2 separate regions of the Homo sapiens genome follow, and region 1 is linked to region 2. Evidence: chromatin loops called from intact Hi-C (ENCODE). Cell type or tissue: GM12878. All regions are shown on one strand. Each heading gives the region's core, and the rest is flanking DNA. Links, peaks and the distances in the headings are about the cores only.

Evidence for each region. Peaks named below come from ENCODE experiments on the same cell type or tissue, not always from the same donor. Only the 100,000 strongest peaks of a DNase experiment are listed, where the experiment ranks them.
Region 1: a loop joins it to region 2, with 4 times the contacts of the local background. A loop is called at or near these places in 1 of 110 quality-filtered maps.

What each region holds. Positions count from the first base shown.
Region 1 is chr5:72,295,804-72,301,184 of GRCh38, reverse strand. It overlaps MRPS27 (mitochondrial ribosomal protein S27), which reads left to right. Exons shown (of 11, transcript NM_015084.3): 3 at 3,483-3,553. Among named protein-coding and RNA genes, the nearest start is that of MRPS27, 22 kb to the left of the region's middle. In GM12878, for the core only: a CTCF peak has its summit at 2,098; a DNase peak (open chromatin) is centred at 2,956; H3K4me3 peaks cover 2,585 bases; H3K27ac peaks cover 4,307 bases.
Region 2 is chr5:72,471,510-72,476,890 of GRCh38, reverse strand. All of the region lies in intron 1 of ZNF366 (zinc finger protein 366), which reads left to right. Among named protein-coding and RNA genes, the nearest start is that of ZNF366, 33 kb to the left of the region's middle. In GM12878, for the core only: no CTCF peak of the experiment used is centred there; DNase peaks (open chromatin) are centred at 2,630 and 4,638; H3K27ac peaks cover 4,594 bases.

The DNA of each region.
Region 1 (5,381 bases), core at 155-5,154, 180 kb after region 2:
TACTGAGTCATTGAGATCAATCCCTCAGGGAAAAAAGAGAGGAAAAAATGGTTAAATGCACAACAATAGGTTTTCAACAAATACTTATTACTTGATCATTTCTGGTGTGTCCTTATTACTTGATACCAATTTCTTCCACCAGGGAGTAAACAAACCTTGGAAACCCAATTGCTTTTTTCTTTCTTCCTTTTCTTCCTTTGATTCATTTCTTTAGGTATTTACTAGGTGCCTTTTATGGAACTGTTCTAGGGACTGAGAGTGTGTATATTAGTAATTATATGGATTTTATTTTTAGTGTAAGAGACAGAAAAACAACACAGATTAGCATTTATTGGTTTTTATCCTGATTGGCTGATTTATCTTTTAAAATGCTCACTCAGACTGCTGGGTGGAGATTAGATAATAAGGGTGGGGACAGTAGTTAAAACAAGGTCAGGAGATGAGAGATACTGGTGGCTTAGCAGTAGTGGTGATGAGAAATATATAGTTATTTTTCAAATCTAGAGCCTGTAGGATTTATTGACAAATTGGTTATAGAGTGTGAAAAGAATGGGGTCAAGGATGATGCCTACATTTTTGGCCTCAGTAAACCAGCCAATGTGGTGGTCATTTACTGAGATAGGAAAAGCATATTGAAAGTGGAAGGTTGAGGAAATAAGAGAACATGTGATGTTTAGATACCTATTAGACACCCAGATGGAAATATCACCTATGTAATTGGAAATGCAAGTCTGGAGTTAAAGGGAGAAGACAGGGTAGGTATGTACATGTGGAGCCAACCATCTGTAGGTAATGGTTAAAGGCGTGGCAGAGAATGAGATCACCTAGGGACCGAGCATAGATGGAGAAGGGAAGTCTGCAGTCTACTAGAGTCCTAGAGGCACTCCAATGTTTAGAAGTCAAGAAGAGGAGATCCTGCAAAGGAACACAAGAAGGAGAGAAAAAAGAGAATATTTTGTGAAGGATAGAATGGTCAACTGTATCAAATGATAGAAGTCAAGTAAGATGAGAACAGAAAATTAACCACTGGATTTTAACAATGTGGCAGTGGTTATTGGTGTCAGTTGAATGTGTTGAAGACTGGGAGCTCAGGAGGTAGTAACAGCTGTATCTAAGATGACTCTTTTTAGCAGTCTTGCTGTTAAGAGGAGCAGAGAAAAGGAGCCATAATGGTAGGAAATATGAGGGCAAGGGAGGGCTTTTTTGTTTAACACCATTCAACCTTTGTAACAGAATGGAGGACACAGAATATGGGCACAGATGCTAGTAACCTGGTAGACATGATGCTAGAAGGATAAAGTTCTCTTTGGATTGCTTCTGTTTTCTCAGTGAAATGAGACACAAAATCATGAGCTGAGAGTGAGGAGAAGGGGAAAAAGGATATTGTAAATTTGAAAAGCAATGACAAGATGTGAAGTAAACATTTTAGAGAGTATGCTGCCTAGGATTTCAGATATTTTCAGACTCTGAGATAAAAGTGTGATCTCAGAAATACCAAATATTCCTATGGATGTTCTGCTAGAAGGAACCAAAATAGGAATCATTCAGGCCAAAAATCATTAAGGATAACCAGAGTGCTGCTCTGATTTGTTCAGGGTAGGTATAAAAGTCACTTGATAAATTTCAATTTTTAAATGTTTTGAATAGCTAATATACACCTATAACCTGATATATAGCTAATATATTTCAAAATACAAAAGGAATAAATGCGTAAGCAATGAAGAGTCTTCTTCCCTGGATCTCCCATCATCTAATTTCTTTTTTTGGGGGGAACCTATCAGGAAATACACTTGCTTGTGTCTCCTTCCAGAAATATTTTATTGATCCTTTCCCCGCCCCTCCCCATCCCAGGTCTTTTTTTTTTTTCTTTTATTTTTTTCTTTCATGAGCTAATTATATTGGACTTCTTTATTTCCACTTTCATTTTAGATTCAGGGAGTACATGTGCAGGTTTGTTACATGGGTATATTGCATGGCACTGAGGTTTGGGGTATAAGTGATTCCATCATCCAGGTACTAAGCATAGGTAGTTTGTCAGCCCTTGCCCCCTTCCCTCTCTCCTGCCTCTAGGAGTCCCCAGTGTCTGCTGTTCCCATATTTATGTCCGTGTATACCCAGTGCTTACCACCCACTTGTAAATGAGAACATGTGGTATTTGGTTTTCTGTTCCTGCGTTAATTTACTTAGGATAATGGCCTCCAGCTGCATCCATGTTGCTGCAAAGGACATGGTTTCATTTTTTTTTTTATGGCTGTGTAGTATTTCATGGTGTATATGTACCATATTTTCTGTATCCAATTCACCATTGTTAGGTTGATTCCATGTCTTTGCTATGGTGAGTAGTGCTGCGGTGAACATCGAGTGCATATGTCTTTTTGGTAGAATGTTTTATTTTATTTTCGGTATGTACCTAATAATGGGATTGCTGAATCAAATGGTAGCTCTGTTTTTTTTTTTTTTGTTTTTTTTTTTGAGACGGAGTCTCGCTCTGTCTCCCAGGCCGGACTGCGGACTGCAGTGGCGCAATCTCGGCTCACTGCAAGCTCCGCTTCCCGGGTTCACGCCATTCTCCTGCCTCAGCCTCCCCAGTAGCTGGGACTACAGGCGCCCGCCACCGCGCCCGGCTAATTTTTTGTATTTTTAGTAGAGACGGGGTTTCACCTTGTTAGCCAGGATGGTCTCGGTAGCTCTGTTTTAAGTTATTTGAGAGATCTCCAAACTGCTTTCCACAGTGGCTGAATTAATTTACATTCTTACCAACAGTGTATAAGCATTTCCTTATCTCTGCAGCCTTGCCAGCATCTGTTATTTTTTGACTTTTTAATAATAGCCATTCTGACTGGTGTGAGATGGTATCTCATTGTGGTTTTTATTTGCATTTCTCTGATGGTTAGTGATGTTGAGCATTTTTTTCCTATGTTGGTTGACTGCTTGTATGTCTTTTGAGAAGTATCTGTTCATGTCTTTTGCTCATTTTTTAATGGGGATATTTGGTTTTTGCTTGTTGAATTGTTTAAGTTCCGTACAGATTTTGGGTGTTAGACCTTTGTCGGATGCGTAGTTTGTGAATATTTTCTCCCATTCTGTAGATTGTCTGTTTACCCTGTTGATGGTTTTTAGTTTAATTAGGGTCCCACTTGTCAATTTTTGTTTTTGTTGCAATTGCTTTTGAGGACTTAGTCATAAATTCTTTCTGAAGGCCGATGTCCAGAATAGCATCTCCTAGGTTTTCAAATTGATCCATTTTTTTAAAAGCTAAATACATGGTAAAAAGTTTTTTTAAAATAATTCTCAACCCAATTAAATCATTTTTAAAATGTTTTAAAGAATATTCTTTTTTCCTCTTTAATTTATATAAAAATAATTTCTAAAAAGCAAGAAAGAACGTTTCTTTTAATACTTCATGTTGGCAGCCATCTGGCAAGAATTGTAAAAAAATATGTATCTTTAACAAGGTTTTTTTTCTTTTTTTGTCTTCACAGCTGATCTTGCATCTTTAATGGATAAAACATTTGAGAGAAAGTTGCCTGTTAGTTCTTTAACAATATCACGGGTAAGAAAATTTTAACATATATATTTTCCAAGAACAAGGAAGAAAGCCAGAAAGGCCCTTCATGTAGATGAGGCTGTGTAAATAAAAAATAGTTTGCATAGGAAATATTTTTGAGAGTATGGTAAGTTTTTATAGTTACTAATAGATATTTTATACTGTAATAGCAAATTTCTTTGGCTGAAATAAAAGTTAATACATTTACCAGATTCTGATATCAGTAATCAGTTTTGTGTATCTGATTTATTTTTTCCAGGATATGACATTCTGCTGTATGATACCATCAGTTTTTTTAAGTTGATACATCCTTCAAAGTAATGATATTTACCCGTTAGTATTGGAAGTGTTTTTGGTAGCCAAGAAAGTCTGTAAAAGAATGGATATTAATGTTAAAGTTAAACTGCAGCAGAGTGATGGGTGGAAGAATAATGTTAGGTTAGGAATCAGGAATAGTAACCATTACTGAGCACCTTCTATGCCAGTTTTGAATGTATTAGTTCCTTAACATACATTATTTTTTTAATTCTCACTGCTCCCTATGCAATAAACAGTCTATGTAAGACATGGTTTAATAACTTTCCCAAGTTCACACAGCTTGTAAGCGTGGAAAAACTGAGATTCAAACCCAGATATCTAGGTTCTCTTCTGTTGCCTGCTTCAAATATATCTGGGCTTGTCTTTAACATGAATTCACTTCATGACATTGGGCAATGAGATCCCTCTCAATTTTCTCATTTTCAGCATGGGTACGGTTGCATCTTCCTCCCAGGGAATAATGGGATGCTAAAATGAGATTTTAGCTGTGAAAACTTTTTACAGAAATTAATGGCACCATAAAATTTAAAATATTGTTAAATATGGAAGAGAGAGAGGAAAGAAATTACCTTTCTTTTGAATCCTGGTCCTTTCTTTCTGCCTTTTAGTTGAGAAATAATTTTACTGTTCGTAAGTTACATTTAATAGACTCATAATTGGCATATTGGAGGAGAATGGAAAGGCCATTTTTCGTCCCTTACATGATGGGTAAAACTTCTGTATGCCATAATACCTGGTATTTATTTAGGTAGTACTTCAAGGTTTACAGTTTTTATGTACATTTTCTCATTGGTGCCTTATACTCTTCGAGGCCAGTGCCTTTATCCTATTTATGCAGATGGAGCAACCAAGTCCCAGAGGGGCTATGCCATCTGTTTATGCCATACAGCAAACAATCAGAGCTGTTTCTCAAGCTCAGGTTCTGTGTTTGAACCACATTTTATATGCCCTTAATGGATTTCTAAGTCAAGTCCAGAAGTGCTAGGCATTTTTAGAAAGTCTCCCTCTTTTTACTCTCCTCTCTTTCTTTTATGAGGTTTTCATTATATTCACAACATGCATTGTCTTCTACGCTTTTTTTTTCTTTTTTGCCTCTGAGTCTCTATTTTAGAATAGAATCTGTGTTTGGAATAATCCTTTTTATTTGTTTATTTGGACCATAGTTAATGAGCATACTCAGAGATTTTATGGTTTGAAGGGAGAGTTTGTTGGTAAAGGAATCATAGGTTTACTGTTGCATAGCAGAGCTAAATCAAAGTAGAAAAAATCGTTGCAAGACTGAGTTCTCTAAATTTAGATGTTTATGTTCTGGGCAATAGTTTTTTAGCCATCAGAGTCTTCATTTTTTCAGCCATATGTTCCCATGTTTGGAACATAAAGAAAATAATATCAGGGTTTAAAGATAAAGGAAAAAATAGGTAACTAGTTATAATCAGTGGAACACTCTCCTTGTTCTGAGCAAGGTTCATGTTTGGCTTTCAATCCGTTTTCTGATCAAGGTTATTCTACACATAGA
Region 2 (5,381 bases), core at 238-5,237:
AAAGCATCCTGCCCTCTTCCTCATTGTTAAGCTTTGTGGGTTAGAAGAGCCATCCCTATGGTGGTAGCCGTATCTCCAACCCAGCTTCTCACCAAGTGGCTGGGCAGGGTCTTGATGTGGGATGGAGAGAAGTCTTCCGCTCAGGGCTCACATGCATACAAATGGTGCACCTGTGAGCACTCCCCACTGCTGCCAGGGGAGAGCATAACCTGTTCAGGACTTTTCCTTTGTGATTACCTGGACCCCAGATGGCCATTGCCATGGCTGTGCCTCATCAACTCAATCTTGACATACAGAAAAATTTTCTCCACACCTCCAACACCCCACCATTAGTATCCTGGGTGGGTGGTGGAAAGGGAGGGATGACTGCAAGTCATAGGGCTTTTTCCAGCAGAATGTCTCTGCTGCCATGCTCACCCACTCACCATGTCCATTCACACTTCCCTTATTGTAGAGACTTCCATTTACATCGAACAGAGATTCACTGAGTACTCCCTACAGTACTTTTCAGCCTAGGATGGCCATGAGAATCACCTACAATACAGAGCTCTTAAAAAACATCGATGCCTGACTCCCACCCAAGAGATCCTGAGGTGATTTTGGTCTAAGAAAGAGCCTAGGTTTGCATTTTTTAAGGGAGGGGGCATTGTATGTTTAAAACTTCCAAAGTGATTCTCGTGTGCTGACCTACCATGTACCAGCCATTCTTCTAGAGACATACAACAGTGAACACAGGCCAGGTACCTGGTCTTATGAAACTTAGGATCTAGTGGGGCAAGTCAGATAATAAACATATGAATGACCAAGAAATTTTTTTATGGTGCTACCAGGAAAATAAAACTTGAGGCTGTGAAAGAGACAGCCAGGGATGCAGAGATTTGTAACTTTAGAGTGGTCAGGGCATCATTGTTATGGGGTCATACTTTGCTTCTTTACACGTGGTGAGCTCAGTGCTACAACAGGGCTGCAGTCAGACAGATCCTGCTCCTTGTTCATGACGGCATGGTGTCACCGTGTTCCCCGAGGCCAGATTTTACGGGCTGATGGACAATGAGAGCCTCTGATTGGGCAGATCAGCCCAAATCAACCACTGTTGCTGGAAGCCACCTTAGAGGGCATGTCTTACCCTCAGTGATTTGGTTTCAGAATGCTCCAGTCTTTTTGTCTTTTACCTACTATTAAATCAATAGCAGAACTCCTTTGACTACCTCACTCCAACATGATATCCTATTATCAGCATCATCTATTGAATACAGTTTTCTGACTTGTATATTGATAGTACTAAAAGCAGATCAAAACTCACTTATTCTGTACAGGCCCTCTGCAAGATAATGGTCTCATTGAATGAATTGCTAAGGTAGGCATTACCAGTTGAGTTTCATAAATGTGGAAACCAAGCCTCTGAAAGTTTAAGAGAATTTAGTGCGGCTTACCTCTGTAGTCCTTTTAGGTTCCTTCCAGCTTAGAAAATCTATGGTCCTATGATCTTTAGTGAGTTTCCTCCAGTGAGGTAGCAAGCCTCTAAGGGAAGGCATTTCATCTTCCCTTAGAAGGAAGATCTTTGCAGAAGACCCCCTTCTCTCCCACCCACCATGGGCCTTCCTTGTGTTGGGCAGTAAATACATCAGGGACCAGTCTGTGAAGGCAGCTTTCTGCTCACTTTTGGGTCCCTGAGCCCTACAGGAAGGTCTTCAGGCTGCGGGCTTCAGGATTGCTGCTCATAAGCTCCTGCATGTCAGAGCAAAGATGGTAACTCTGGCCTTTCTTCTCAAGACTCCAGGGTGGAGTTCTCAGTAAGCAACATTGAGCCTCCTCAAAGAAGCTCCCAAAGCACCTCATAGGCTTTTATAAAGGCTTCTGTGGGTGTTTGTCCCAAGATCTGTACCCTGGACAGAAAAGTTCAAGAGAAACAATTCTTTTATGCTACCCCTCCTTTCTTTCTAATTAAATTTTTAAAAATTGAGATTAAAATGCCAAATAAAGAGTCATTGTAATTCCTAAATTAGGAATTATTATTCAATAAGGCAGACTTAGAATTCCAAATAGTAAGTGGATTCTGTGGTTAAAGATGTGGAGGATTCCATACAGAGAAGGAAATTCCAGTAAGGTTGCTAAGGGAACTATATCTTTGAAGGGAACCCCCTATTTTGTTAATGTAATGCACACACAAAGAATAAGCAACTTGGATTACTTTACATGGCTTGTGTGTGTGTCTGTGTGTGTGTGTGTGTGTGTGTGCATGGGTGTACATTTGAGACAAAGAAAAAGAAAGCAAGGTTATGAATGTGATGAAATCTTATTAAAAAAATTAACATAGAAAACTGAAAAATTACAGTAACCTTCCTTTCTGAATTTGGACTTTCCCTCCCTTACTCTGATGTCCTTTTTTATTTTCACAGTTTAAGTCCCAAAAGAGAGATACAAACCTGTCCAAGATATAAGTCCTGTGATTATTTCAATGTAGTGGAAGAATACTTAAACCCTCACAGATTTAATCAACAGTGGCATTTTCCCCCCTCCCCTGTCCTTTCTCCTTTGTGTGCAGTGGAGAACCACAGCCCTCCAAGGAGACTTTCAGGATGGCTTAGCTGCCCCAGCTCCGTGCAGGAGCCTGAGAGTTCTGAGCCTTTTAATTGGCCTTTGTGGTGCTTCTGAGACAGTGTCAGAAACTCCTGATCTCATCTTCTTGAGGCCAAAGACATAGATTTAAGAGGTTAAAGGTTCATCTCCAGTACCAACAAATGCTCTTTAAACAATGTGCAAATTCAACATAGTGCTCACAGCAATAAATAAGCCATAATGATAATGTTTGCTGCTGCAAATTTCTCCACATGGCAAATTAATTCATTCTGATTCTGAACTGGCAACCAATGGCAACATTAATTTGCCAGATGGAGATACAACCTAAATTCACATGTGCTCTTCAAGCCACAGACAAACCTCTTTTCAAAGGCAGATATAGCAATGCATAGTAAGAGGATCACAACCAAGCAAGGGATATCTACTGAGTATCTTCATGGTGACCAGTACAGTGCAAGGTGCAATGACAGAAGAGAGTATGAATCCTAGGCTGCAGGGAGCTTAAGCACTGGTTAAGCACTAAACCTAAACACAAAATAATCAGAGTGCAATATAGGGGGAAAACATACATTTAACCCGGGGATCAGTGGGTTTAATGTCATAGGATTTGAAACAAGAGACAGATAACTGAGTAGGGAGCAAAGGTTTCCGGGAAGAAGCTGAACTTAAGTTCAGCCGGGAAGAATGGAATGGGTCAATGAAAAGAACATTTCTGGATGGCCAATCAGTCTAAACAAAGGCAACGAGGAAGGAATTATTATGCCTCTTGTAGCTAATTGTGAAAGTCTGATCTGACTGCAGTTGACAGGATTTTAGAGAGAAGGGGAACAGAGTTGGACTTGATTATGGAGAACTTTGACAGTCAGGTAGAGGAATTGACATTTGATTTGCTCTATATATCAGATAAGGATTGTGTTTCGCTGCAAGCCACAGAACTCTGAATACATTTTCTTAACCAAGTAAAGGATTCATTTTCTCAAATAACAAGAAGACCAGCACCAAGTGGGTACAGGAGCTCCACACTGACAATCTCCCTCTACCTCTTGACCATACATGGTAGGAAGCATTGTTGCCTCATTGTTCCAATATGGCTGCTCCTCCTCCAGCCTCATATCCACATTCCAGGCAGTTTTATCTACTATTTATTGTAAAAGAACAGAACAAAATTCTCTTAAGACTAGCAAATTATAGCAATTTGAAAATCCATCACTTACAAATGTTAAGTACTGGTGATTGTATAAGATAGTGACAACGCAGAAAGGTTTAGGAAATGGTCCCTGGCTTCAAGGAGATCCCAGTGTTGTGGGAGGTTAGATTATGCAATACCCCATGAGGAAGCTCCCTCGAGGGTGTGGGCATAGTCTGTGGGAGTTGAGAGGAAGGGGGACTGATTCTGTCTGAGGGCTGGGGCATGATTTGCACTTTGATATTGTGTGGTTCTACAGTGGTACAAATAGGACTGGACTTTTCATTTACCCTGAAAGCAGCTTTTAAGCAACTCAACTACATTAGGGCCCCGGGGAAGGACTTTACATTGCCAAAATCTACAGGGCTCACCCTTGACACGCCAGAGTGCCCTCTCAGCACTGGGGAAGAAGCCAGGGAGAAACTCGGAGGGCTGGAATGGAGAAACTGGATTAATCATATTTGCAGTGTGTAATTCTGTAATTACTATGAATCTTTCTAACCGATTCTTCTTTATTTCAAGGTTAACTGCAGTTCATTTTTGGACTTATACTTACTGGCTTTCTTAATGCAGTTAATTGAAGGTCAGCCTAATTTTGCAAGTCCCCAAATTCTTCCTCTGTTCTACAGAACCCACTGGTAGGGAAGGCTGTGGCACTGGTTGGGAAAGGGGAAACTTTTTCTCTCATCCTTCACATCCAAAGATAGTCCTTCATCCTTTTCATGTTGTTTTAACTGACATTTTAATGATTAAATAAAAACACACAAAAAAAGAACATTTTGAAAGAAAATAGTTTCTGATGTTAGTCAAGGAAATGTAGTTCTGCTTTTTGTTCTCTCATGTTCAGTAAATCAACCAACCAGTTCAATATTCCTCTAGTAGCTCCTAAAATGTTTTGCACGACATCTGGTTGTCAGTTTCTTTCACTAGATGGTGAGTTCCTTGAACCTAGTTTTTGGTTTATAAGACATTGTCCTCCTGGCACCCAGCATAGTGCAGACACAGAAGAGACACTTGAAGCAGTTTGCTGAGTGAATACCTGCAGGGCAGTTCCTCACAGTCTGAGTTTTTACTGTGGCTTGTATTTATTTTCCTGATGATACAAGCCTAGGTCATAAAACTGTATGCCCAAAGAAAAAGCCTGGGTGAAGTCTGACAGGAGCATCCAAAGACCTTAGGCAGAGGCTAAGACTGGAGGATCACTTGAGGCCAGGAGTTCAAGACCAGCCTGGGCAACAAAGTGAGACCCCGTCTCTTAAAAAAAAATTTTTTTTAAGACCTTGGGCAGAAAAATCAAGGAGTCTATTAAAATGCCTCAAGAGAATTTTTCAGAGCTCAAAAGGAAGGGAATCCCAAGTCTAATTTTGTCTGAGTGTTTGCTGTTTGAAAGCCAATATGAATTTTTACATTTTTAATGCAAGTGTTTGAATAGCTAAGTCATCTACAGTGTATAGAAGTATAAGTTGCAAAAGTATACCATTAAAAGTTTCCTTTCCACCCAGGCACTGAACAGCTGCAGAGGCACCCACCCATAGACTATGATGGGAACGGCCCCTCCATAAATTGGTAACTCAGCTGCTTCACTCCCAAACCTTCCTCCTCCAGCCATACAGTC